Linked DNA regions of Homo sapiens: regions 1, 2 and 3 are each linked to region 4. Evidence: chromatin contacts called from ENCODE Hi-C or POLR2A ChIA-PET data. All regions are on one chromosome and are shown on one strand. The core of a region is the stretch at or near the end of the contact, and the rest is flanking DNA. Distances in the headings are between cores, read along the strand shown.

What was found. A loop is a pair of places that touch in the nucleus more often than their neighbours do. ChIA-PET counts read pairs that join two places held with the same protein, here RNA polymerase II (POLR2A). Pooled maps may share reads with other maps.
Region 1: a map with no recorded cell type shows a loop between it and region 4 (12-fold over the local background). The contact joins two enhancer-like sites. A Hi-C loop is called at or near these places in 22 of 37 single-sample maps with no recorded cell type and 5 of 50 pooled maps.
Region 2: a map with no recorded cell type shows a loop between it and region 4 (6-fold over the local background). The contact joins two enhancer-like sites. A Hi-C loop is called at or near these places in 1 of 168 maps with a recorded cell type or tissue (PC-3), 4 of 37 single-sample maps with no recorded cell type and 4 of 50 pooled maps.
Region 3: a loop to region 4 is called in a map with no recorded cell type, with 5 times the contacts of the local background. The contact joins two enhancer-like sites. A Hi-C loop is called at or near these places in 16 of 37 single-sample maps with no recorded cell type and 5 of 50 pooled maps. POLR2A ChIA-PET finds 5 or more read pairs at or near these places in 1 of 52 experiments (activated CD4-positive, alpha-beta T cell).

What each region holds. Positions count from the first base shown.
Region 1 is chr3:23,156,671-23,163,871 of GRCh38, reverse strand. No RefSeq gene overlaps it. Among named protein-coding and RNA genes, the nearest start is that of UBE2E2-DT, 43 kb to the left of the region's middle. RefSeq lists enhancers at 1,534-1,683, 1,794-2,053. Within about 2 kb of position 1,496, at least 3 of the 41 ENCODE cell types and tissues checked have a DNase peak (open chromatin) inside an H3K27ac peak, as active enhancers do.
Region 2 is chr3:23,320,730-23,328,197 of GRCh38, reverse strand. All of the region lies in intron 3 of UBE2E2 (ubiquitin conjugating enzyme E2 E2), which reads right to left. Among named protein-coding and RNA genes, the nearest start is that of UBE2E2, 120 kb to the right of the region's middle. Within about 2 kb of position 2,342, at least 3 of the 41 ENCODE cell types and tissues checked have a DNase peak (open chromatin) inside an H3K27ac peak, as active enhancers do.
Region 3 is chr3:23,216,931-23,224,303 of GRCh38, reverse strand. It overlaps UBE2E2 (ubiquitin conjugating enzyme E2 E2), which reads right to left. Exons shown (of 6, transcript NM_152653.4): 3 at 6,992-7,042. Among named protein-coding and RNA genes, the nearest start is that of UBE2E2, 17 kb to the right of the region's middle. Within about 2 kb of position 3,068, at least 3 of the 41 ENCODE cell types and tissues checked have a DNase peak (open chromatin) inside an H3K27ac peak, as active enhancers do.
Region 4 is chr3:23,648,783-23,655,733 of GRCh38, reverse strand. LOC105376993 (a long non-coding RNA gene) reads right to left here. Exons shown (of 3, transcript XR_940651.3): 3 at 750-1,066. Among named protein-coding and RNA genes, the nearest start is that of UBE2E1, 150 kb to the left of the region's middle. RefSeq lists a silencer at 806-989. Within about 2 kb of position 1,998, at least 3 of the 41 ENCODE cell types and tissues checked have a DNase peak (open chromatin) inside an H3K27ac peak, as active enhancers do.

The DNA.
Region 1 (7,201 bases), core at 247-2,746, 490 kb after region 4:
TCTAGGTAATTCTTTAACCTGGTTGCTTGGGTTGCTTAACCCAAATATAATTATAATGATTACTTTCCTATATTCTATTGAAGATCACATTCATTAACATGGCATTCAAGGTCCTCTAGAGTTTAATCCAAATCTAATTTTCTAGTCTGTTTAAAAGTTATGTTCCTTTTATGCGCCATCTTCTATGCACCACGTTGCAGATTGGATTCTATGGAAAGCAGACTCTGGGAAGAAGCGGGAGAGGGAACCAGGAGTGGGTACGATGAGATGTGAAGCTGCAGTGTGATCGCAGCAAAGTCCTCAGACAACCCATGGTGAGCTTTGAAGCATAAGTGGCCTTTCACAGCTATTCTGAACCTGGGCAGGATGGCTCACACCTGTGGGAGTTTTGGGAGACTGAGGTGGGAGGATCCCTGGAGGCCAGAAGTTTGAGGCCGGACTGGATGAGACCTCATCTCTACAAAAAAGTACAAAAAAGTTGGCTGGGTGTGGTGGCACTCACCTGTAGTCCAGCTATATGGGAAGCTGAGGCAGGATGATAGCTTGAACTTAGGAGCTGGAGGCTGTGATCTCACCACTGCACTACAGCCTGGGCAACAGAGCGAGACTCTGTCTTTAAAAAAAAAAAAAAAAGGCTGTCCAGTTCCTCTATACACACTCACAGCAACCAGTCACTGGATGGAGGCTCTTGCTGGGGAGGGACATGGTCTTGGGTGAGTAGCCCTGTGCTGCTGAGGGCAATTCCTGTGGAGGGCTGTTGTCAGGTGTGCTCCCAGTAGCTGTGGAACTAGATTGTTTAGTTCTGAAAGGGAAATCTGGGCTGCACACCACAGCATCCTCTAGAGACTCACATGACTCTGCCGTACTTGTAAAACAAGTGAGGCAACTCACTATGTCTATTGTCACATTAACTCCCCAGCCTCATATGTACTAGCCTGAGATTACACTTGTTGAAATCCAACCTGTCTTTTAAATATTATTTTGTCAAAATGGCATTATTGAAATACAGTTTACATACTGTACAGTTCACCCATTTACAGTGTATAATTCAGTGACTTTTAGTATATTCACAAATATGTGCAATCATCACCACAGTAAACTTTGGAACAGTTTCATCCCCTCAAAAGAAAACCCATACCCTGTAGGTCCCCCTTTCCCTTCAGCTCTAAGCAACCACAAATCTTTCTGTCTCTATTTCCCCATTCTGGACATTTCATATCAGAATCATATAGTAAGTGGTCTTTTGGGTCTGGCTTCTTTCATTTACCGTAATGTTTTCAAGGTCTATCCATGTTGTAGTGTTTATCAGCACTCCACTCCTTTTTATGGTCAGATAATATTTCGCTATGTGTCCGTACCACATTTGCTTATCTAAATTTGTCAGTCGACGGGTGGTTTGGACTATTTATACCTCTTGGCTATTGTGAATAACACTGCTTAACCTTTGTGTACAGGTGTTTGTATGCGCATTTGCTTTCATTTCTCTTGGGTATACACCTAGGAGTGGAATTGCTGAGTCATAAGATAAAGCTATGTTTAAATATGTGGGGAATTCCCAGATCTTTTTCCAGAGTTGCCGCTTCGAAAATGCCACTTTTCTATGAATTTGACAACTACCTGCCTGCCTCCTAAGTCCCCTCCTTTCATTGCAATTAAATGTTCTATTTCTATATTGCTTTAGCACTCTCTGTTACCCTTGTTTCATGCTCAGCCTTGTGATGTTGTTGCGGTGGACATCTGTTTTTTACATGCACCCATTCCCCTTCTTGAATGACATCCTCTTTTCTTAGTGAAAACATCCCTCCCATACTTTCAGTCTACTGGCCTGGCCAAGTAAGATGTTCTATCACTGTAGTCATGGAGAGTGAGTCGGGGGTGAGCATGTGACCCCAGTTAGGTTAAATTAGCGTCAGTTCTGGGACTTTTGTTGGAAAAAATGGGCAAGGACTCTATTTCCACACTAGTTCCTAAGCTGGTGATATGTATGCCTAGAACTATTGGTGACCTTCTTACCACCATAAGGTGAGAACTGCCTTGAGAGTGAAATTAATCAAAGAAAAGGAAAGCCCCAATATGGAATGAGACAGATTGCCTGTTGATTTTGTTTGACTCAGTCATACCTGACATCTACAACTAGAACATTCAGTTACCTCCAATAACTTCCCCACACATAAGTTCTTATGTAACTTCTGTCATTTGTAATGCTAAGAATCCCAGTCAATAGAGTGTTAATAGTGTATTCCTCCCTCCACTGGATTTGAAGCTTCTGAAGGTAGGGACCATGTCTTTCTCATTTGAGCGTGATGCTGGCACGTAGAAATTGCTAATAGACAGTTGCTGAGTAATTGAATGAATGAATGAATGAAGAATGAGTGTATATTTTGCTATGCTTGAAACCACATCCTATCATTTATGTCCAGCAATAGGGCTTTGCCTTCATTCAGAAAGAGACTGAGTTTTCCTGTGTGTGTGCATGCACATGTGTGTGCATGTGTGTGTATGTGTGTGTGTGTGTGTTTTCCTTTATGTTCAAGACTGAATTAAGCAATCTCACATGGGGAGTTGGGTACCTATCAAAGAACTTTAGTGCCTCTCTTTAAGGTCCTACTGTAGACCTCTCCTCACATGCTCTTGAGGAAAACTGAGCTACTTTTGTTTTCACAGAGCAATCAATGTAGCTTCATAAATAGGTTGTCTGTCACTTTATGTTGTTTATTTCTACATAATTGACTTTTGGGATATGGAAATGAAGATCTGGCTTTTTCATTACTTGAGAAAATGAATTTATTTTTTGATTCCAACTCTTTAAATATATACAACAAAATTATTTAAGAAATAAGTAGGTGTTTTCATAAGGAAGGTTATGTGGTAGAATAAATTCAGAGATATGTAGGAGAGGATAAGTGTAGCCAAAAAAATAAAAAGCCATTGTGAATAACAGGAACATCTGGAGTGTAGACTTTGGTAATTTTTGGTACTATCATTTGCATTTTAAATGGGTGAGCAATAAAACAGCATCTATTCATATGTCTCTATCTAGCTTGACTTAAAGTACACATTTATGATTTCAGCCAGAAAGCTGAAAAATACTTCAAAGCACCGTAATAGTCCACTTCTCCACCCTGAAACACATCATGCTCAGGCAAAGTAGGGGCTTTGTGGGGGCAGTAGCTACAGAAAAGCTGCTACATGAAACCCTGGGACTAAAGACTTGGGTTTGAATCTTTTATTTATTTTTATTTATTTATTTATTTATTTATTTATTTTTTTAGATGGAGTCTCGCTCTTTGCCCAGGCTGGAGTGCAGTGGCGTGATCTTGGCTCACTGCAACCTCTGCCCCCTGAGTAGCTGGGATTACAGGTGCCTGCCACCACACCTGGCTAATTATTGTGTTTTTAGTAGAGACAGGGTTTCACCATGTTGGCCAGGCTGGTCTCAAACCCCTGACCTCAGGTGATCCTCTAGCCTTGGCCTCCCAAAGTGTGGGGATTACTGGCATGAGCCACTGCGCCTGACCAGGTTTGAATCTTTTTATCTTCACAAAACTGAGATCTTTATTGTCTGCCATATTTAGCTGTGCTCTGTTGACTTAAGAGGACAGAACAGACAGAGCATTTGGAAAGGGATTGTTCTGCCTCCTATTTGCCAGATTATATTTTTTCCTTTCTAACTGATGCATGAAAATTTTATCCTTTGGAAAGTAAATGTCCCAGAAGAATATGATCTAACCCTAGTGACTCATTTGAGAGATTCTTTAAAGTAAAGGAGTGTTTCCTAAAATAGAAGGGGATTTCACTTTGAGGGCAAGAAGGTTTTCCCTCTTTATCCTTAGTCATAGAGGTTATGCTGTCCCTGACACGTCATTACTTCCCTCCTGTTCCTCTTCCTTAGATTTAAAACAAACCGGGGAATATCCTCATTATCTAAAACATTTTCTCTGTGCATTTGATTAAAAGCTGGTATTTTCTGTTGATAAAAAAAAATTAGGACTGTAGTAGTCCAACATAGACACTGCTTATGGGGTAAATCTAGGGGACAGATCCTTATATTAAAAGGGATGGTGAGAACCCTGCTGGCTCTTGCTTGTGGTAGAAGAACAACCTCAGCAGATAAGAGCTTCACACCTTATAGCTATATTAGAATGTATTTTCTCTTTTCTTTTCTTTTTGACAGAGTCTCTCTCTGTTACCCACGCTGGAATGCAATGGGTCAATCTCAGCTCACTGCAAACTCCACCTCCTGGGTTCAAGCGATTCTCTTGCCTCAGCCTCCTGAGGAGCTTTGATTACAGGTGCCTGCCACCATGCCCAGCTAATTTTTTTATTTTTAGTAGAGATGGGGTTTCTCCATGTTGGCCAGGCTGGTCTCAAACTCCTGATCTCAAGTGATCTACCCATCTCAGCTTCCCAAAGTGCTGGGATTACAGGCTTGAGCCAAGGCGTCCAGCCTAGATGGTATGTTCTGAGCAGTGTTTGATAAATCAGGGGTCCCCAACCCCCGGAACATGCACCGGTACTGGTCCGTGGTCTGTTAGGAAGTGGGCCACACAGCAGGAGGTGAGCGGCAGGCACGCAAGCGTTACCACCTGAAGTTTGCCTCCTGTCAGATCAGCAGTGGCATTAGATTCTCATAGGAGCACAAACCGCATTGTGAACTGTGCATTTGAGGGATCTAGGTTATGTGCTCCTTATGAGAATTGAACTAATGCCTGATGATCTGAGGTGGGACAGTTGCATCTTGAAACTATCCCCCACACCCCAGCCCCCCATCCATGGAAAAATTGTCTTCCGTGAGACTGCTGCGCCAAAAAGATCGGGGACCGCTACTATAAACCGTTCTGCCCTCGTGGGAATAGTGTATAGATACCTATATTGCCAAGACTTTATTTTCTTACCCTTTCTTATGTACTTATCAAACATACTTAGACTCCTTTCTACTTATTCTCACATCAGCTTCATGTCTTTAACCAGCTATGCAAGATTTGGAAGGTCTTTATACATTCTTGGGCTTCAGTTTACTTTGTAATGTTGGGTACCCTATCTTTAAAATCTTTATCAGCTCTAAAATTCTATAGTTCCTTATCTATGCTTCTGTTTTCTAATGCATTTGACTCTGGTCTTAATTCTTAAGCTAATCTTTTATTTAGCCTTCATTTGAGATAAATGTCACAAGCAGAGAGGGCAGGAAATGGCATCTTGATGTCTTAAGTAGAGAAATTAGAAGCTCATAAATCTCAATGAACCTTGAATTAATTAGTGGAGAAGTTACCTTTATATCATTGTGCCTCAGATGATTTGGGGTCAAAGAAGGAATACTGGGGGTATAATTATGAATGCTATACATATAAGTGCAAGGATAGTGGCAACATTTTTGATTGACTGTTATATAAAAAACACTCTTGGCATTGCAGTGCCTCTTATTAAGGTTAGAGTATTGTGAGTTTTACTAGAAGTCTGAGTGTGTTTAATGCTGGCAATACTGAAATCAACTCCATCATAAATTTAAAGTGAGGACACCATTTATTCTAGGGGCTTCTGCAAACCCAAATATAGTCATCACTTATTCCTATTTAAAACTTCATGTGTCCTAACAATATTCATACATCACTGCGGCAACATTGCCATTCAACCCTCAGGTCAGTCAGTACTTTAAAACCACGACAAAATTTCTAAATAAAAAATTATATCGATAATTGTAAGATTTGAAAGAGAAAAATAACTTTTAGATGAGAAGGAAAATGAGCTCTTTACTTTCTTCTTGCCCCATTGTTGCCTTTATTAAATAACCCTTCTGATTTCATTGTATAATGATACAATATTAGAAAATAATTGATATGGTTTGGACAATTATATAAACATTAACACAAGTTGAGACAGTTATTTTGAATAATTTCTGGATCTAATTATAAAATGCTGAAAGGAAATTATAAGCATTAAGACAAAGTTGAGACAGTTATTTTGAATTATGTCTACACTGAATCATAAAATACTGAAAGCAAATATAGACACAGGTTCATTCTTTAATGTAGAACATTATAGGCTGCTTGATGGTCAGAAAACCACAAGTTTAAGTTTATCTGCAAAGTAAGTTGTAGTAATTGTTAAGGTCAATGGTTCATATTTTAAACAATCTGAGAATGTGGTAAGTATTTAGCAAGCTAGTGTTTAAAAACACTCATAAATATGTATTCCTAGAATATAGCTATTAAAGAAAGTCTTGTCAACTTTCATGCACTTTTATGACAGATTGTTTTTCATTTGCACACAAAGGATACATGGCTGGTTCAAAGCTCAGAACAGTTCAATAGCAGTTATATGATACCATGACAAGTTCTATCCAAGCTTGTTTAAACATATTCCTCAGGGAATGCTTCAAAGAATGGCACACAGTTACAACTGGAAGAAACTGCTTTATTAATAGTTGGCAATTTTTACAAATTCCAGGCATGTTGCACAGACTCTGCTCAACCGAGCCATCGATTATAGTTAACATCCGTCTCTAAAACAAGTGCTTAAATCTTGTACAAGTATTAAAAAAAATACTTTCATGCAAGCCAAGTTTTATCTTACATAAATTATCTTACATAACTTGACGTTAAACAAAGAGGAGCAATGTGAAATATAAGAAATTCCATATCCGATTAAGAACTTGGTACTCCCTTTTACCAAAGTGTGAATAAGGGTTCCAGCTCAGGGTCTTTTCAACACCCCTCCAGGCGAGAGAGAACTTTTAATCTTCTGTTTCTCCTTTTCTCCTTCATTCTCATTTCTCCTTTCTTACCATGTATTCTATTTTCTTTCCCATGATGTTCTATTTCTCCTTCCTTTGTTGTTTATTTCCTCTTTTTTCTCCCTCCTTGCATTTATTTTCTTCCCTCCATACTCTCAATTCTCCCTTTTATCACCCTGCCAATGTCAAAATCATTACATGCTAATCGAGCCAAATAAATTGCAACTGCAAGGACATGACCTGATGTCTACAGCAGAAAATGTTTAAATTATGAATTTTCCTTTTGTTTATACAGGCAATTACAAGAAATTAAATGTTAACTTTGAAGTCAATCCTTAATCAGAGGTGTTTTTACATAAAACCACTACATATAAAATGCAGAGTGCAATTACATTAAAAAAAACTATTTCATTTCATTTACTAGTAGCCACTAATGGCTCTTTAGACTCAGCCTATTAGGTAAATGAGCAA
Region 2 (7,468 bases), core at 1,093-3,592, 330 kb after region 4:
TTGCTTGTCAAGATTACTGCATGCCTCATATTTCTTTTCTTTTTTATTGTCGCAAATTATCCAGAAATGTTGCATTGATTTTCATATTAGATCACAAAAAAAGAAAACATTTGATTTCCTCAGTATTTATATATCATGACCACTGCTCTGTTTATGGTAATAAGACAACATAAGTATACTTATTGTATACTGCATATAATATGTACAATAAGTACATAAGTTCTTATTGTATACTTATTGCAAATACTACATAATTATTAAGCGAGAAATCAGCATACTTCTATCATCCTATAATTGAGATTGACAGAAATCTAGAATGACATTTCATGAAATCAGAACCCTGAAAAACTTAATCTTCACAAACTCCTAGACAACACCAACTCCTAATTTATGCACAGAAGTTTTGTCTGAACCTCATGAGCAGGTTTACAACACTTTTTTCAGACCTGCAAAATGTTTCACCAGTCTATAAAATTTTGTCGAGCCTTTGCTTTGCAAAAGGAAAAAAGAGAACGAGTCACATACCTTCACTGAAAGAATTAGAAAAAGCAATTCCAGAATAACATCCCAAGTGACAGTCTAATACTAACTGCAGCCACAAACAAACCTGCCTATAAGAACAATAAATAATCTTTCTGTATTGGTTGATACAAGTATTTGTCCTAGTTAAAAGGCTGCTTAAGGAGTTTCATGTTAGTAAAATAGAGTAGATGATGGTGAGAGGAAAGGGGTGGTATATCAGATTCCGTATTGCAGATTAAACTTTATGTGCCATTACCATCAGAGAAATGCAAATCAAAACCACAATGAGATATCATCTCACACCAGTTAGAATGGCGATCATTAAAAAGTCAGGAAACAACAGGTGCTGGAGAGGATGTGGAGAAATAGGAACACTTTTACACTGTTGGTGGGACTGTAAACTAGTTCAACCATTGTGGAAGACAGTGTGGTGATTCCTCAAGGACCTAGAACTAGAAGTACTATTTGACCCAGCCATTCCATTACTGGGTATATATCCAAAGGATTATAAATCATGCTGCTATAAAGACATATGCACATGTATGTTTATTGCAGCACTATTCACAATAGCAAAGACTTGGAACCAACCCAAATGTCCAACAATGACAGACTGGATTAAGAAAATGTGGCACATAAACACCACGGAATACCATGCAGCCATAAAAAAGGATGAGTTCATGTCCTTTGCAGGGACATGGATGAAGCTGGAAACCATCATTCTCAGCAAACTATCGCAAGGACAGAAAACCAAACATCGCATGTTCTCACTCATAGGTAGGAATTGAACAATAAGAACACTTGGACACAGGGTGGGGAACATCCCACACCAGGGCCTGTGGTGGGGTGGGGGGAGTGGGGAGGGACAGCATTAGGAGATATACCTAATGTAAATGACGAGTTAATGGGTGCAGCGCACCAACATGGGACATGTACACATATATAACAAACCTGCACGTTGTGCACATGTACCCAAGAACTTAAAGTATAAAACAAAAACAAACAAACAAAAAACCTTTATGTGCCATTAAAAGACTTCTGGAAAATCTCAAGTCAAAACTACATACAACCTCATACTTTTTTTTGTATAGGATATGTGACATTAATCATAAATTATTTAGAAAAAGGCAAGGGACAGACACATCTTAAATGTTTCTTTTAATCTAACCAATTTAAGAACATAAAAATCTCAGCAGCTGCTCAAAGGGTTAATTCCAAAAACTCAGAAATTTTTCAAAAAATGTTTTGAAAAATCTTGAAAAGCCAGATAATTGGTACCCTTCTCTTCCTTTTTAAAAGATTACAGATGGCCAGGCACGGTGGCTCAAGCCTATAATCCCAGCACTTTGGGAGGCCAAGGCAGGCAGATCACCTGAAGTCAGTAGCTCGAGAACAGCCTGGCCAAAATGGTGAAACACCGTTTCCACTAAAAATACAAAATTAGCCAGGCTTGGTGGCAGGCGCCTGTAATCCCAGCTACTCGGGAGGCTGAGGCAAGAGAATCACTTGAACCCCAGGGGTGGAGGTTGCAGTGAGCCAAGATCGCGCCACTGCACTCCAGCCTGGGCGAGAAAGCAAGACTCCACCTCAAAAATAAATAAATAAAAATAAAAGATTACAAAGCATGTATCTACAAGAAGTCAAAATGAGACAGAAAATTATATTTGGGAGTCTCCAAGAATCAAATGGTATCCTCTACCACCTAAACATGAATTCAGAAAAAGTATCAGGTTAAAAATATTTGTTCTTTCCCCTCATTACTCACAGTGTGACTATATCACTCATCACCCAAACCACAACACTGGAAAGTGAAAAAGGGTGATATTGATAATTTTGCCAGGATAAGAGAAGTTAGGATATAAGGGCTCCCTAGTTATTTTTATAATGGTCTCTCCTCTACTAGACCGAAGGTCAGTGATACGGAGGGGTTAGATATTCACTATTATATTTCTCACAGTAGCACATTCTCTCACACAAACTAAGCAGTCAAGCCTCACATGGTGAAAAATGAAACAAATACACCGGAGAGGACGTTCATAACTACTTAGCAAAGTGTAAACATTCTGACTAGTGGACAAAGACTAAGTGTGTAAGTCTATGGGTTTAGACTTTAAAACTCAAGAAAAGAATGAGAATGGAAATTACTTATGCTATCCCATTAAATATATCTAATGTTTTCTGTATACTAAAGGACCTACAAGTGTTCAAATCCTAACAGTAAAATCTTAAGAGTCATCACTAGTCAAGAAAAAGCTTCTGAAAGTATGGTATACTCCTGGTAAGTGAATAATGTGGGAATATATTTCTCCTCCAGCCCAGCCTCAGATTAGTATGTAAATTGTGAAAAGAGTACACAAATTGAATGTTTTTATTTGCTTTTCAATTGTTTCATGAATATTTACTATACAAAACACATTTTATTATTAAATCTAAATCCTTGTCCCAAAGGAAAAAAAAACACACAATAGCTTTATTGTGGCTACTTCAATTCTTAAAAGAGTAAAATAACCTAATAATTGTTTCTTACTGATCAAAAGTAATGTGTGCCTAGAAGATTCAAAACTGCTAAAGTTTCCTGATGGTACATAAGGACCTATATTCTGTACTGCTTCTCAACAACTTTGTATCAGCTTATCTAGTTTTCATTAGGACTAGTCCTGCTTGGCGGCAGAAAGCAATTGGTGTAGTTAAAATATTTATAGTTTCATTTCAGTTCCACTGTGGTTTGTTGAACAGACATAAAACCACAATCTTTATCATATGTGTCACTTCCTGTAATTCACAACTGAACCCAATTCCACTATTCATTATATAACACACTATTTAACAAAACAAAATACCACAGATAAAGAAAATAATTAGAATCCATTTAGGTTTTTTTTTTTTAAATTCTTTTCTCCAAGAGAGGTGTGAAAAGATCTTGAAAATCTGAAGAGGCATTTCCTAAGTGCTTTTCTTTCCTGCAGCTTTACTCAATTATACATAAGTCATCAATGCCTGTGATAACAGGATACAAAAAATAATAAGGATGCAGCACAAACAACCTAACTTTTTTATAGTTCTTCACACCTAAAATTTAAGAAATCAGCTAACAAATAACAAAACTGAAGGATGTAAACTTCATTTCCTATTCCACCTTCTGGTACTGCAGCTAATAAACAGGGAAATGGTCTACAGGTAGCTGGTAAAAGAAAGAGAGGAAAGGCAGAGAAAACACAAGAGCCAGTTTACCAGACACTAATTACACCTTCCTGGATGCTTCCCTTTTAAATTCCCTTCATAATTCATAAGGAATACGGTCCTTAAATTCATTTCTGGGATAGGCAAGAGTTTAGCTAGGATTTTTATTTTTAAACAAATTTAGACAAATATGAGTGACAAACTTCATTTTATAAGAAATTTAATTCGTATTTTATAAAATCACAGATTCAACTAATACAACATTACAATGAAACTGCTTCATCCAGGTCCCAAATAATCATAAGTGATGCAGTGGAACAGGAATAAACTGGCTAAGCACCAACTGAAGATATCAGAATATTTATGCAGCAAAAACCAGCAGACATCATATAGTAAGTAGTCAAAGAAATGTTTAGCATTGCACAGTTATTCCAGAAACAGGGAGTACACAATGTTTGGCTTATACAGTTTACAGACACACATCAAGCATGTACCATTTGTTCATTCATTTACTTTAAAAACATTTACTGAGCTCCATTATGGTTAATTCAAGGCCATGGAGAAGTGAAGAGGTATATCACAACTTTTGTCTTCAAGGAGCTCAATAATCAATCATGGCATGAACAAATAATACTTGTACCAAGTGAGGCAAGTACAAAAGTGCTATGAGAAAGCACAGGGGAATAAGAGATTTCTGCATCCTGTGAAAAACGGCAGCCTTCACAGAGAAGGTGACATTGAACTAAAACTAAAATAAGGACAGGAGTTTGCTAAAAGGGAAAAAAAGGAATCCTGGCATTCAGAGAAGTTTAACTTACACAAGTTGAATAGCCCTTATCTGAAATGCTTAACCCCAGAAGTGTTTTGGATATTTTATTTTTTCAGATTTTGAAATATGTGCATTATACCTACCTAGTGGGCATCCAAAATCCAAAAATCCAATTGAGAATTGAATGAGCATTTCCTTTCAGTGTTATGTTGGTGCTGAAAAAGTTGTGAATTACAAAGTGTTTTGAATTTTCGAATTTGGGATGCTCACCCCGTATTACTTACACCTGAGCTAGCCCTGGGGTCATGCCAAATGACCCAAATTGGTCTTCTTAAATCGTCTAGAATAAAAATCAAGACTTTTGTATTCCCTAGAAGAAACAAGACAGTAAGTACTACCATGACTAACCAGTAACATAAAAATAAATGGGTAACTATAGGAGCAAATTATTAAAGTTATAAAATGTAGGCAATTTACTTAAACACCAAACCTGATTCTTCATCAATAAAACAGAAATAATAAAAGCTGTCCAACCTACCTTCATAAGGTGGTTGTGAGGATCAAATATAATAACATATAGACAGCTTCTTTATCAACAGTACAGCACAAAACAAAGCAAATAATTATTTGTTTAAGCCTAATAAATCTAGATAATTCCTAATTCATGGATTCAAAAATTAAGTGAAATGTATAGACACGATATTATATATTTATATTAATACTAACTATTGACAAGTGATTTTATGTTTTACTGAACCACGTATGTTGTGAAAGGAGACAAGAAAATGCCTGTCTAATAGAAAAAATATATAAATATATAATCCTTAGGACTCTACAGCTAAGTTAAGGCTAAAATCAATTATTTATTATAGATACCAAATTAATGCTAGACAAAATAATGATAATATTAAATTATAGAGAAAATACACTGTATTTATGAAAGCTTTCTGAAAAAATACTACGCACTGCTTCAGGGATTTTTGGAAGTATTATGGTTTTTGTTCTTTCCTTTAGAGTTATATATGTAACCTTAGACTGTAAAGCTTACGAAGTTACATGCTCTCTGGACTTAATTACTTCATCAAAATGATGAGGGTGGACTAAACAAAATATAAGGTTCAAACCATCTCTAAAATAATAAAAGCATTATTAAAATAAATGAACATATACACAGAGATAGTTACCATCTTAAGATATAGACTATGAAGCTTTACAGAAAATAATTTTTAAAATACTTTGTGATTATTCCTTATCATTAATCAAGTCACATGGGGATTCTGTCCAAAAAACAGTATGTTAGACTGGGAGGAAAAACAGAAATTTCTCATAGCTTCCAGTTTTAGACATCTTGAACTCAGCTTAGATACAAATTATTAAGTGCAGGCACTAAATGTATTTAAAGTTTTTTAAAGTTTTAAAGGTATCCTACCGACCCTTTCAACTAACTGAATAAGAGAAAATTTGCAGCCCAGATGGTGACATTTACATCAAATAAATACTCATGAAAGAGATGCACTATTAAGTTCACTATGAAAAATTCCAGCTTCCAGCTAAAGGAAGACTTTGGTTATATAACTTACTAAATATTTCAAGAATAATTTCACTCATTGAATGAAAGGTTATTAGCATTCTTCTCTAACCACTTAAGTTTTTCTTCTATGTTTTGTTTATGGTACAAAAAGCAGGCTATTAAACTTTAAAATAATTTCTATTTTTATGACAAAGGATTATAAAACTTTACAGCAGTTGAGTATGTTGAAAAATAACATTGACACTAATGTGAATCATTCTCTTACGGCATAAATTACCTGATGAATTATATGTCATCCCAATCTCTACACTGGAAGGTGGTGCTTTTAAAAACGGTTCAAGGGGCTAGACTTCTAGAATGGGAGTATAAAGAGCTTGGATAAATCTCTTCTCTCCAACACTTATTAAACCAGCAAAAATTAGCAAAGACAATGATTCAGTCTCTGGAGATTGATCAGAGGGCTTACAACAAATTGTAAAACATTCATTCAACAAAATCTATCGAAATTCAGTCATAATAGTGGGAAGCCATGGCATTCGAGATAAGAGACTACCCCCATTCCCCCACAACTCTGTGTTATGGAAGAGCTATTCTAGTGGGGTCAGTTGAGTAGCAGCTCTCATCTCCTGTAGGTCCCAGGAGTAGAAGAGCTATTCCTAGGAGATTTAGCAGCTGGTGAACATCAGCAGATACTGCTTCCCAAAGCTCCATGCTACAGAAGACCTGTACCAAGTAGGTAGTAGCGGCAGCCAGGCAATGCCTGTTTTGCCACTCTGACTCTCCCTACTAGATGCCGGGAGTTGGATGGCAACATCAGTTTCTATCGTCTTCACAAACAAGTATACACACAGGTCCTGCTCTGCAGGGTAGATCCAAGTGGCACAGCTGGTAAAGAACAAGCTCTTTATGGACTGAATTGTGCCAGCCCCTCCCAAAAAAGTTGAAGTCCTAATCCCCTTCCCAAATCTGTAAGTTAATCAGAGTCGACCCTAAACCAGTATGACTGATATCCTTGTAAGAGGAGGAAAATTTGGGCATACACATATAGGGGCGAACACCATGTAAAGACACAGACACATGAGAAAAAATGCTGTGTAAATACAAAGGCAGAGATTGCAGTGATGCAGATACAAGCCAAGGAATGGCCAACGGCTGCTGGCAAACACCAGACCAGTTAGGTAAGATTCTTCCCTAAAGGTTTCTGAAGGAGAATGGCCCTGCAGACACTTGATTTTAGACTTCCAGTTCTCAGAACTGTGAGGCACTAACTTCTGTTGTTTTAAGCCACCCAGATTATGGTAATTTGTTACAGCAGCCCTAGGAAACTAATACTGTTAGGAATTAGTGGAGACAAACAGCTGAGTATGATACCAATAGACACAGACTAGTCAAAAGCTTAACAGGAGATGGGGGATGCCGGGGTGGATTAATCAAAGAGTCCAGCTAAAGCCACAATAATCCCTAGTAGT
Region 3 (7,373 bases), core at 1,819-4,318, 430 kb after region 4:
ATTCTATGTTCATGGATTAGAAGAACTATAACAATATTTTTAAATGACAAGACTACCCAAAGCAATTTACAGATTCAATACAATCCTTATCAAAATACCAATAACATTCTTCACAGAAATAGTAAAAAAAAAAAAAAAAAAAAAAAACCTAAAATTTACATGGAACCACAAGACTATGAATAGCCAAAGCAATCCTGAGCAAAAAGAATGAAGCTGGAGGCATCACACTACCTGACTTCAAAATTTATTACAAAGCTATAGTAATCAAAACAGCATGGTACTGGCATAAAAACAGACACATGGATCAGTGAAACAGATGAGAGAACTCAGGTATAAATCCACGCATTTACAGCCACCTTATCTTTGACAAAGGCATCAATAACACGCAATGGGAAAAGGAGAGTCTTTTCAATAAATGGTGCTGGGAAAACTGGATAACTATATATGAAGAATGAAACTAAACCCCTATCTCTCACCATACACAAAAAAAATCAAACCAAAATGGATTAAAGACTTGAATCTAAGACCTGAAACACTACAGCACAATGGTCTGGGCAAAGATTTCTTGTGTAAGATCTCAAAAGCACAGGCAACCAAAGCAAAAATATACAACTGGGATTACATCAACCTAAAAAGCTTCTGCACAGCAAAGGAAACAATCAACAAAGTGAAGAGACAACACACAGAATGGGAGAAAATATTTGCAAACTATCTATCTGACAAGGGACAAGGGATTAGTAACCAGAATATGTAAAGAGTTCAAACAACTTGACAGCAAATATATATATATAATCCAATTTAAAACAGGCAAAAGGGCCAAGCGCAGCTCACGCCTGTAATACTAGCACTTTGGGAGGCCAAGGCAGGAGGATCACTTGAGGTCAGGAGTTTGAGACCAGCCCGGCCAACACGGTAAAACCCCATCTCTACTCAAAATACAAAAATTAGCCAAGTGTGGTGGTGCATGCCTCTAATCCCAGTTATTCAGGAGGCTGAGGCAGAAGAATCACTTGAACCTGGGAGGCAGTGGTTGCAGTGAGCCAAGATCATGCCACTGCACTCCAGCCTGGGTGACACAGTGAGTCTCCATCTCAAAAAAAAAAAAAAAATACAAAAATCAGCTGAGCATGGTGGCATGTACCTGTAGTCTCAGCTACTCAGGAGGCTGAAGCAGGAGAATCACTTGAACCCAGGAGGCAGAGGTTACAGTGAGCAGAGATCACGCCACTGCACTCCAGCCTGAGTGACAGAGAGAGACAACTCAAAAAAAAAAAAAAAGGGGGGGGGGGCAAAAGATGTAAACAGACATTTCTCAAAAGAAGACATGCAAATGGCCAAAGGGTACATTAAAAAATGCTCAACATTGCTACAATGCAATATCTCACTGAGGTTAAAAAGGCTTAGATCAAACAGACGGCAATAGCGGATGCTGGCAAGGATGCGGAGAAAGGGGAAGGCTCGTACACTGTTGTTGGGATGTAAATTAGTACAGCCACTATGGAGAACAGTACAAAGGTTACTTACAAAACTAAAAACAGAACTTCCATATGATCCAGCAATTCCTATACTGGGTATATATATTTATATATTAGTCCATTTTCACGCTGCCCATAAAGACATACCTGAGACTGGGCAATTTACAAAAAGACGTTTAATGGACTCATGGTTCCACCTGGCTTGAGAGGCCTCACAATTATGGTGAAGGTGAAAGGTACGCATCACATGGTGGCAGACAAGAGAAGAATGAGAGCCAAGTAAAAGGGGTTTCCCCTTATAAAACCATCAGATCTCGTGAGACTTATTCATTACCACAAGAACAGTATGGGGGATACCACCCCCATGATTCAATTATCTCCCGCCAGTCCCTCCCACAACACGTGGGAATTATGGGAGCTACAATTCAAGATGAGATTTGGGTGGGGACATTGCCAAAGCATATCAGTATATATCAAAAAGAAAGGAGATTAATGTATCAAAGAGATATCTGCACCTCCATGTTTACCCAAGTACCATTCACAATAGCTAAAATATGGAACCAACCTGAGTGCCCATTAACAAATGAATGAATAAAGAAAATGTGGTATATACACACAATGGAATATTTAATTCAACCATAAAAAAGAATGAAATCCTGTCATGTGCAGCAACATGGATGGAACCACAGGCAAGGTTAAGTGAAATAAGCCCAGCAGAGAATGACAAATGTCACATGTTCTCACTCTTACATGAGAGCTAAAAATGTAGATCTCAAAAATAGAGAGTAGACTGGTAGTTACCAGAGGCCAGGAAGGGGAGTGGGGGGATCAAGAGGAAAAAAAGAATATAAATATATAAATGTATATTCACTGAACTTTACACTAAAAATGGTAAAGATGGTAAATCATGTATGTATATTTTACCTCAATTAAAAATATTTTTAAAAAAGAAATACTTGGGTAATCAAGTTCAAGACCAGCCTGGCCAACACGGTGAAACCCCGTCTCTACTAAAAATACAAAAATTAGCCAGGCATGGTGGCGCACGCCTGTAATTCCAGCTACTCGGGAAGCTGACCCAGGAGAATCGCTTGAATCCAGGAGGTGGAGCTTGCAGGGAGCCAAGATCACGCCATTGCACTCTAGTTTGGGCGACAAGAGCGAAACTCCGTCTCAGAAAAAAAAAAGAAGTACTAACGCATGCAGCAACATGGATGAACCTTGAAAATATTACACTTTGTAAAAAAAATTTTAAAAGCCAGACACAAAAAGCACACAAGATTTCATTTATACAAAATGTCCAGATAAGGCAAATCTATAGAAACAGAAAGTAGACTAATTGCTGCCGAGGGCTGGTGGTGAAAGAGCTGGGGGAAAATGGGGAAGGAGTGACTGCTAAAAGGCATGGATTATTTTTTGGGAGGTATCAAAATATTGCAAAACAGACTGTGATGATTACAAAACTCCGAGACTATACTAAAAACCTAAAAGTATAAGTGAATTTTACACTTTATATCTCAATAAAGCTGTTATCAAATAAAAGACAAAATTAAAAAGCAGCGCCAGTGTTCCATGAGCAGATTCTTGAAACACATAGAAATAGAAGTGTAAACTGCTAGTATAACTACATCCTCTTTTTTGGTTTACTTCCTCCTTTTACTTGTTCAATTACTAGACCAAAAATCAAAATCCAAATAAATCATTTTACCTTAGTCTTTTCTTCCAAAAAGTAATAAGGATTCTCTGTCATTCCCCTGCTCGTAAACCTAATACAAACTTTAGCAGTAGCAGATCATAATAGCATTTGAACAAGTTAGCTTCTCTGTGATACAGAGGAGCAAGTTATCCTTTGGATGATGACGATTTTAATTTTAATTTTTATCTGGAGATTTGCTGGCCCACTAGCTGCCAGTTCTCCACTAGCACCGAGGAAGTATAAATGAACACACTGACATGCACAGATCTAAGATCTTGCTTTTAACAATTTGTGAAGAACTGTGAAAGTTACAACCTGTAGTCATTTATAAGGGGCAGTGAATCTACCTGTTAGAGGTCTGTAAGGATAAAGCATCAATTTGACCCACTCTATCCATCTAAGCTGGTGTGCAAGGCACCAAGGTAACGAGCAATTCTAACCAACTGCCCAGCACCTCTAACTCAGCAGTAGTATGAAAACATTTATTGATCAGTGGATCTGTGAAGGCCTCAGGATAGAACCCTTGCAAATGTCATGGGTCAGTTATGTTAGCCAACATGACAGTTAAGGCCAAGAAAAATATATTCCACTACTTATAGGAAATACTCTAAGCATATACCAAATTTCACTCAAATGAAGTGTAATTTTCTATGCCTATGGCCCTACAGACGCTACGATTTTATGAGCAGAAATTTTTTCTTAGCTATAAAGTTTTGTTTTAAAATATTTACCCATTAAACTGTGAGTAATGTTTTTAAAAAGGATGACATATTTAACCCAACTTCAAAAATAAAACTATCTTACTGCATTTTTACTTCAAAGACAACAATAAAGTGAGAAAAAACTGAAATATGTAGAGGCAAATATCTCCTACATGAAATAATTCAATCTATTAAATCATTTGTAGGTGTTCTTTAAAATAATATTTGTTTATTCAAAACCTGAAAAAAAATTAACCAATACTATATTAGAATAACTTCCTCTAAAAATGCCTTACATAAAACTTTATCTACACTGAATGCTGTGATTCGGGGTGACTTGATAGTCTCAACTTCTTTAAATAACAGATTTGCACAACGCTTAAACACATACAGTTCCTTCAATATGATTCCAAAAGAAGCTTAACTAGATATCACCTAAGAGATGCACCAAAATTCAGAGGTTCCATCTAACCTGACAAACACACAGTATTGGGTTGTCTGTTAAGGTTCCCGAAAATAGGATAAACCACACTCAAAGTGGAATGTGACACACACCCACCCCTACCCAGACAACCAGTAGAAAAAATCGTTCTCCACTCTCTGACTAAACAGGTAAAACCCACAGATGTTCCCTCACATATAATCTTTACATGTGATAGCAGACTAACAACTACCCAGGGAACCAAAAGGCAGGGTTTTGAGAGGCATGTGTGATAGGAGAGGTAATCCACAAAGGGAGCAGAGTAAGGGGATGCTTTCTTCTGAAATGAGATATGACTTAACTGATTAAGTAAAGGACTCTGACTTCTATTAGGCAGATAACTTTAATTTGCTCTATTTTGATAAATTAATCCATTACAGTCATTAGGCCAATGCAGGCAGTGCAGAACTTGTAAAAATCAACCACAAAAGCACTGTTAACTTTGACCAAAAATAAGCCAAACTAACACTGCAATCTAATCTCTTTCTGAAGATGGTAACCACATTTTCACCGAAATACAGATGGGCAGATTAACTACAAACCACAACCAAATATTTGACACCAAACAGTCCAAAGACCACAGTGATGCACTTAATAAGCACACCAAACATCCATATTAAGTAACACAAGCACACTGATAAGTGTTGATTAACCAGTTTTACATTTTCTATCAGCTACAGCACAGAGGACCCTTTGCTTGCCAAAGGGAGTGCCATACGAAGGTAAATAACCTTTCTCTCTGCCTGACCCAGTCCAAGCAACTGTTTTAGAATCAATAAAAGGAGCCAAAGCCACTGCACTGCAGACCTAGCTTCTAAAGCAAACTTATCAGCTATCCAATCCTCAGCCCACAAGTGAGAATTTCCTTACAAATTCCCAAGTCAGAAAATTAACTAAAGTAGATATCTTCCCTGAAACTGTTTGAAGGGCTTATTATGTGTGACTTCTACATTTAAAAATTAAAACCTGTAATACACATTTTGCTCTATTTATGAAGAGCTTACATATGAACTAGTAATGATGTCACTAAGGCTCAAAGACAAAGTAAACCTCCAAATTTCAGATGACACTATAGTTAAACGTTTCTTTTACTTTTAATAGAACTATGGTTCAATTATTTGTTTATTTAAATAATAACCTTTATATAGTTCCTTTCCCCATTTATCTAATAGCAAAATTGCAGTCTACATCACATGATACTGTATGTGGATTTCATTTATTAAAAATGAGCCTTAAACAAACTTATTAAAACAAAGTTGTTTATTTTGCCGGTGATTGGGGTTGTCAAAATTTAAGCAAAGAAGTGTATAAAGTTCACTTATTTATCAGTTCAATTGTTCATAAAAAAGGTTACAAAAATAATATATGTAATATATTAATAATATGGGTTTTTTAAAGATTCAGACCATTAAAACAAATATTATCCTAAGAAACAAAGGATGTTAGGTTTAATTCAAACTGGGGTTTTTCCACAAATCCATCCACTTATAATCATTGACCACCAAAAGCTAAACAATGATCTGCCATCTGAAACGGCTTTGATGTAATACAGTCCTAAGAGTGACAAAAAGTCTTAGGTTAAACGGTTTTACCTAACAAAGAAATATTTGTTCTATTTGAGTGAAACATTCTTTGAATATTATTACTGTAAGTTTATAAACTGTACATGATTCATTTGAAGAACCATATTAGATTCACCACAAAGTAAGTCCTATTAGAATTTTTCCTACACAAAATTGTTATCTTTGTTTTTACATAAAAGTAAGATCAGTAAACTCAGAAATCATACCAAGCAATAAATTCTACCTGCGTTCAACGTTGGGAAAATTTTTATTTAATCGGCCCTCTCACCTTCAATGCATAAGATTATCATTTTAAACCAGAAAAACTCCAGGTTGGCCTGGTTCCAATGCTGATCTCATCTCAAAACAGAAATAAGTGTCTTAAAAATAACCAAACAGCCATCTTCTAACTACTGCACCAGACCCAAAGCAGCAGCATAAGGTAAGAGGTTATTTTTCTCCTCTTTGTCCATGTATCTTTATAACATTAACCATTTCCAGGTAAGCACTTTTCTTTCCTAAAAGTAAACACTGACCAGAAAATTCGAGGTCATGATCATAAAGGGAGAGAGAGTTTTACATTTAACATCATTGCCTCAAATCACCCATTCTTACCTAGTCACAACCAATGACGACAAGAAATAATGTAAACCATGAAGAAACACTGTTTAATGTGTCTGCATTTTTAAAAATCAAATTCCAACAAGATAACAATACAACATAGCACATATTTTAGCCATGCTATTATTCTATCATTAAAAAAACCACTTAAGGCCCTAACACCTCTTCCACTAAAATGTCATAGTGTATTTGTTACCCTATAATTTCATTGTCTTACTGTTATTGCATTACACTACTTTTGGCAACTCCGTTCAACCACTACAAACATACTTGCTGAACATTCCATTTCTGCACAGAGATGACAAAAACCATTGTCTTCCACAGTCACTTAAGTTCAAACAACAATGATGTTTTTACTAATTAATCAGACTACAACAACAGCTGCATATAAAACCAACAGTTCAAATGCACCTTCTGCAAAAGATACAAGTAAATAAAAAACCATGAGTACTTACCTACAGTTGGGAGGAGGGTCCAATGTGATTTCTGCAAGTTCCTTCTGAATTCTTTAAAATAAAGACAAAGAACATTATGTTAAAAATATCTTCACTCTTAACAATTTATTTCATTAAAACGTTACATTTTAATAACATTTCCCTTTGGTATATTAGTTTGAAATACTAATACTGTATAAAGAATCACATCCAACAAACAATAAAGTTGCAATTTCTGCCAGGGTTTTGAGGATGCATCTAAAGGATGAGACTACCAGTGCATGCAACCTGTGGAAGGAACACTACGACTTCACTGAACCACTGACAGCACTAATTAAAATTTCTAAAGCTGGAAATTTCTGCCACACCATTCATGGGTCATTTTAACTTCTGTTTTGTATTA
Region 4 (6,951 bases), core at 749-3,248:
GGATTACAAAAGGGCACCAGGAAACTTTTGGGGGTAATGAAAATGCTATCCTGCCAACCGTGGTGGCTCACACTTGTAATCCCAGCACTTTGGGAAGCCGAGGCGGGTGGATCACCTGAGGTCAGGAGTTCGAGACCAGCCTGACCAACATGGTGAAACCCCATCTCTACTAAATACAAAAAATTAGCTGGGTGTGGTGGCAGGCACCTGTAATTCCAGCTACTTGGGAGGCTGAGGCAGGAGAATTGCTTGAACCTGGGAGGTGGAATTTGCAGTGAGCCAAGATTGCGCCATTGCACTCCAGCCTGGGCAACAAGAGCAAAACTCCATCTCAAAAAAAAGAAAATGCTATCTTGATGTGGGAGTGATTTCATAGGGGTATGCACACACCGAAACTGACCAACTTTTACATGGAAATATGTGCAGCTTATCTACTTCAATAATAGCTCAATAAAGTTGAAAAAAATAAGATAGTGATTTGAAATATTATTCATTATTTGCCCCTGGAGAGTGTACTGGTCTCTTTTGGTATTTATTTGTATTTATTTTTCTTTCACTTTCTTTCTTCCCCCTCCCCAACCAACCCCCCGTGTTGTCCAAGGTGATCTTGAACTCCTAACCTCAAGCAATTCTCTTGCCTCAGCCTCCCAAAGTTCTAGGATTACAAGTGTAAGCCATCATGCCTGGCCTTATCTGTATTTAAAAGTAATAAAATAGAATTTCATTCATAAATTGAGTCTGTTGCCATCTCCATGCTCTCTCCTGTTTATTCCCGATTCATGGCAAAAAGACTGTTGCCCAGGGCTTTGCAATGAAGAGAAAAATCAGCTTCAAATCCAAGCTCACAACTTACTAGCTCTTTGGCCTTGGGCAATTTATTGAACTTTTCTGAGAACTGTCTGCAAGTGTGTGTCAAGTCCCTTCAGGCAGCTTGCCACAGAGCAGGTGCTCAAACCGTTGTTATCTGCCCCAGGTGTCTTGCTACCTTCCTGCCACACCATTTGGAACTTCATATTAGGGTTGCTTCTCTGGTTTTGAAATTGGTCATCTTCTCTGGTTTCCAGGCCTTGTATTAAATGCAAACAAAATTTAAGGGCTTGCCAAAAACAAAAACAAACAAACAAACAAAACTCAGTAATTAAAAAATATAGCATCGTAATCCAATCAAAATTGATATTTAAAAAATTCCACAATGAACAAGATAACAGACATTTAATAAAGGTAGCCTTAGTCCTGTCCCAAATTCCTTTTCAAACCCTTCCCCCAATTCTGCCAATTCCTCTTGATTCCAATTCCTTCATGCCTTGCTCTCAAAGAATTACTTGAAAGTCATAAGATATAACTCACGTAGTCCAGGCACATGTTGCCACGTGGCTATTTTTTATTTTTGTAGACATGAGGTCTTCCTATGTTGCCCAGGCTGGTCTTGAACTCCTGGCCTCCAGCGATCATCATGCTTCGGCCTCCCAAAGTGCTAAGATTACAGACATGAGCCACCATGCTGGGCCTATTCTTTCTTAAATGTACCTTAGCTCACATTTAGTTTAAGGTTTAAAATTAGAAGTGTTTTGATCTTTATTTAGAAGTTTAATGTTTTTGTGATCAGAAACGTGCCAAGGGAACTTAACTCTTGTTTGTATCAGTTAGCCTTCAGTAAAATTGATCTGTCCTATGTCGTTCCGCTTAAAGTTGCAGTTTCCAAAGACCTATTGACAGTGTCAACTGAGGACTTACCCTCCAATGAAGACAAGAGGGAGGTCAGCTTTCTCAGGAAGCAGCCCTGGTGGCTCATTTGGCTTTTTCCACTTACCTTTCTGCTTCTCCCCTCCTTTAAAGACAGCATTTGTAACCTCCTTTGCATAACTGAATCTTCTAGAGTTTACAGACCCATAAAAGAAAGCAGACAACAGGGAACCGTGTGAAATGAAGCTGCTTAGGAAAGTCACTGTGAGCTTTGGAGGTGGAGGACTTGGTGGATTAGAAACTGAAACTGAACGTTTGAAATTATAAATAACACTCAGGTGCTTGCTTTTTATTTTAAGAAACTTGAACATTTTCATTGCTGGGGGAAAAGGTCAGTGAGGTTTTCCTTGGCCCTCTTCTTTCTACACATCTTGAAAAGTAATCTCTGAAGTAGGACTTCTAGTTAAATCCCTATAGATTTATTTTTCCCCATCAAGGGACGGTGTTCTAAAAACTTAGCAACAATAAGCAAAATTTCTTTGGGCAGAAGTAAAAATTCTAGACACACAAGCAGTATCATACAAACACAGATGGAGAAATTTAATAAATGAGAGTATCTTAAAGATTGGTTCCATTGTATTAGATAGAAATTTTAAGATACTTAAGTTTGGGTTTTAATTCCTAATCTCTGGACAAGTTGCAAATTTTAATTTTAATTTTAATTATTAGATTTTTTAAAATTATACTTTAAGTTCTAGGTTACATGTGCACAACGTGCGGGTTTGTTACATATGTATACATGTGCCATGTTGGTGTGCTGCACCCGTTAACTCACCATTTACATTAGGTGTATCTCCTAGTGCTATCCCTCCTCCCTCTCCCCACCCCACTACAGGCCCCAGTGTGTGATGTTCCCCACCCCGTGTCCAAGTGTTCTCATTGTTCAATTCCCACCTATGAGTGAGAACATGCGGTGTTTGGTTTTCTGTCCTTGCAATAGTTTGCTCAGAATGATGGTTTCCAGCTTCATCCATGTCCCTACAAAGGACATGAACTCATCATTTTTTATGGCTGCATAATATTCCATGGTGTATATGTGCCACATTTTCTTAATCCAGTCCATCCCTGATGGACATTTGGGTTGGTTCCAAGTCTTTGCTATTGTGAATAGTGCCGCAATAAACATACGTGTGCATGTGTCTTTATAGCAGCAGGATTTATAATCCTCTGGGTATATGCCCAGTAATGGGATTGCTGGGTCAAATGGTATTTCTAGTTCTAGATCCTTGAGGAATCGCCACACTGACTTCCACAATGGTTGAACTAGTTTACAGTCCCACCAACAGTGTAAAAGCATTCCTATTTCTTCACATCCTCTCCAGCATCTGTTGTTTCCTGACTTTTTAATGATCGCCATTCTAACTGGTGTGAGATGGTATCTCATTGTGGTTTTGATTTGCATTTCTCTGATGGCCAGTGACGATGAGCATTTTTTCATGTGTCTGTTGGCTGCATAAATGTCTTCTTTTGAGAAGTGTCTTTTCATATACTTCACCCACTTTTTGATGGGGTTGTTTGATTTTTTCTTGTAAATTTGTTTAAGTTCTTTGTAGATTCTGGATTGGATATTAGACCTTTTTCAGATGGGTAGATTGCAAAAATTTTCTCCCATTCTGTAGGTTGCCTGTTCACTCTGATGGTAGTTTCTTTTGCTGTGCAGAAGCTCTTTAGTTTAATTAGACCCCATTTGTCAATTTTGGCTTCTGTTGCCATTGCTTTTGGTGTTTTAGTCATGAAGTCCTTGCCCGTCCCTATGTCCTGAATGGTATTGCCTAGGTTTTCTTCTAGGGTTTTTATGGTTTTAGGTCTAACACTTAAGTCTTTAATCCATCTTGAATTAATTTTTGTATAAGATGTAAGTTTCAGCTTTCTCCATATGGCTAGCCAGTTTTCCCAGCACCATTTATTAAATAGGGAATCCTTTCCCTATTGCTTGTTTTTGTTAGGTTTGTCAAAGATCAGATGGTTGTAGATGTGTGGTATTATTTCTGGGGACTCTATTCTGTTCCATTGGTCTATATCTCTGTTTTGGTACCAGTACCATGCTGTTTTGGTTACTGTAGGCTTGTAGGATAGTTTGAAGTCAGGCAGTGTGATGCCTCCAGATTTGTTCTTTTGGCTTAGGATTGTCTGGGCAATGTGGGCTCTTTTTTGGTTCCATATGAACTTTAAAGTAGTTTTTTCCAGTTCTGTGAAGAAAGTCATTGGTAGCTTGATAGTGACGGTATTGAATCTTATATTACCTTGGGCAGTATGGCCATTTTCATGATATTGATTCTTCCTATCCATGAGTATGGAATGTTCTTCCATTTGTTTGTGTCCTCTTTTATTTTGTTGAGCAGTGGTTTGTAGTTCTCCTTGAAGAGGTTCTTCATATCCCTTGTAAGTTGGATTCCTAGGTATTTTATTCTCTTTGAAGCAACTGTGAATGGGAGTTCACTCATGATTTGGCTCTCTGTTTGTCTGTTATTGGTGTATAGGAAGGCTTGTGATTTTTGCACATTGATTTTGTATCCTGAGACTTTGCTGAAGTTGCTTATCAGCTTAAGGAGATTTTTTTTTTTTTTGTAGAGATGGGGTCTCGCTATGTTGCCCAGGCTAGTCTTGAAGTTCTGGGCTCAAGTGATCCTCCCAGCCTCCCACAGTCCTGGGATTACAGGTGTGAGCCAGTGCTCCAGCTAACATTTATTTTAAAAACAAAATCAGCATGTTTTTTCTCCAGGAGAGGGCCACATGCAGAAGCTGCCCTTCCCCTAAGCAGTGGTGCCCCTAGGGCTTGTCAATGCCGGTGGAGGGACAGCAGGCAAAATGGCCTAGCCCGACAGGGAGGGGTTGGGGAGGACAGACTCAGAACACTCTGGAGAAAACGGAAGCTTGCAGAGTGGTGATGTGGAGACGCCAGGCTTCTCTTACTGCCTGGTCCCCAGCCCACCCTACATCAACTCATAGGAAGCACAAGATGGTTTGTGAATCACTGAAGGGTCATGAGTAACTAGAGGGTATTGCTTCAAAGGAGAAAAGTATTTAAACAGGATGCTTCATATGACTGTTCCCAGAGTGCAAAGGAAAAAGGAAAAACATCAAACTCTTCAGCAAGGTTCCCACACGGGTAGGGGCTGGTTTATGGCTTTGTTTTGCTGTCTTGAGTTCACCCTTGTTTTCATCTCTTTATTTGTCCAGTGTGCAAAATCTTCACACTTCCACCTCCTTAGGAAGGGAGGCAAACCTCGCCCACCCCTTCAGCAGTTGGTCTTGCTTCAACCTGGCAGGCACAGAACAAGTAACCTTCAGCAATCCTTTCCCCGCAGTCTGAATTAGTTGGTGTGGAACACTCCAGGGAGGGCTTTGGCACCTCAGGTCACATGTGTGTTTTCTCTGTTAAGTAGGTCAGTCATGCCTCTTTATTCTTTCTGGATTTCATTGCATGGCTCAGCTGTGAGCAAGATCTACATCATCATATAAATCTAAATAATACATGTTGACTCAACCAAAAACTATGATGCAACTATATTGGGAAGATAGAAGAGGAAGTTTGCATGTGAGTGGTGGGGGTTGGGGGTCAGGAGCAGCACCAGGGAAAGGAAGGAGAGGTGAAGCCATGCTCAATCCTCATTTTCTGTGATAGGAAGAAATTGGATTATACCTAAAACTGAAAAATCAAGAAATAACAGTATCAACACATTATTGAGAAATTTAAGTATAAACACCAGAAGAAATGGCCAGAAGACTTGCAAGGGGTTGCCTCTGGAGAGGAAGATGTAAAGACAGGGAGACCATAGGTAGAGACTGCTGTTTTTCATTATTAGCTTTGTAGTGGTATTTAACTCTTAGAGCTAAACAAATGTGTGATTTTGAAATAAAATAAAATAAAATAAGGCAAAAAACAAAGTCATCCCCCGCCTGAAGGTCATCTTTCAGCTACATAAAACCTTGAAGTTACCCCTTGTCTCTCTCCTGGGTTACATCAAATTCACAGACAGGATGTGTATCCCATTTCTACCTAGAGTGAGTTAAGGGGTAAAGGGGTAAGTAGGCTTGGTCACCCTATTGGGGGGTATCTATTACTGATGGCTCATCAGATCACCTTGGGAAGAGAACACAGTCACAAAGATAATTTGTCGCCATTTGTCTTTTAATGAGCTGGTATCCATTCTGCTCTGAAGAACAGTGACTTGGTTTATAACAATACATAAGCACGAAGTCAGTGCAATATGAGGAGCTTCCTAGCAAGGAGAGTAGAAAAGAGTGACTCCTCTCCAGAGCGTTTTCTAGGGAAAGCTAAATGGCTGCCTAGCAGGGGGTGCTCTGGGAGGGACTCCTGCCTGCCACGGGGGAGGGACTAAACCAGCTGTCCTCCAAATTCTGTCCAATTCTGAGACTTTAAGTTGTTCCAGAAAAAGTTCTTAGACTTTTGCTCATTACACTGCTGCATTTGCAGTCCTTTAACCCACAGGATTGAGGGTGAAAAGATTGGGAATGCAGCAGTATAATGAACAAAAGTAATGAAAACTCACAGATAACTCTGTGCCCCTTCTTAACTGCACTCTTCCTGCACGGTGTGGGACATTTGTCAATTCTGATAAGAGGAAATTGGAAGCTACGACCTGGTATATATTTGTTTTATATGCTGTCATCATTACTGCCTACTTTTAAAAATGGAGAAAAAGAACTGATGTCATCCTGAAAACCAGTATTAAATCTGTCTTCTTTGGCACCACTGTGATTTGTGAAGTCTTTTGATATTCTGGAGATCCCTGTTACACAGGAAATGGCCCAGCTCTGAACTCAGAGAAAGTGTGAAAAGTCCAATACCAGTTTCTTAGTAAGTTAAGCATGTCTGAGCTGTTCTTATAATCTTGAAATACACGAATCACCTCTCCCAGTGAACAGCAGATTAATTGCAGGGTGTGGAGCCAACAGTCAGACCTTGGTCCCGAGCCCAGCTCTGCCACACAAGCTGTGCGACCTTGGGCAAGTTACTCCATCTCTCTGGATATCAGCTTCCTCAACTGAAAACGGGCATAACACCTGGAGCAGTTAGATGCTTTCAGTGTAAGAGAAAATCCAACCACATTAACTTTCACATAAGGAAACAGATGGGCTCACATATCTGGGCGTCTACAGATTGTGAGGTCATCAGGATGGTTGGTCCAGCTTCTCAGTGATGTCCTCAAGGACCCAGGCTCTTTCTGACTCCAAGGCTGCCAT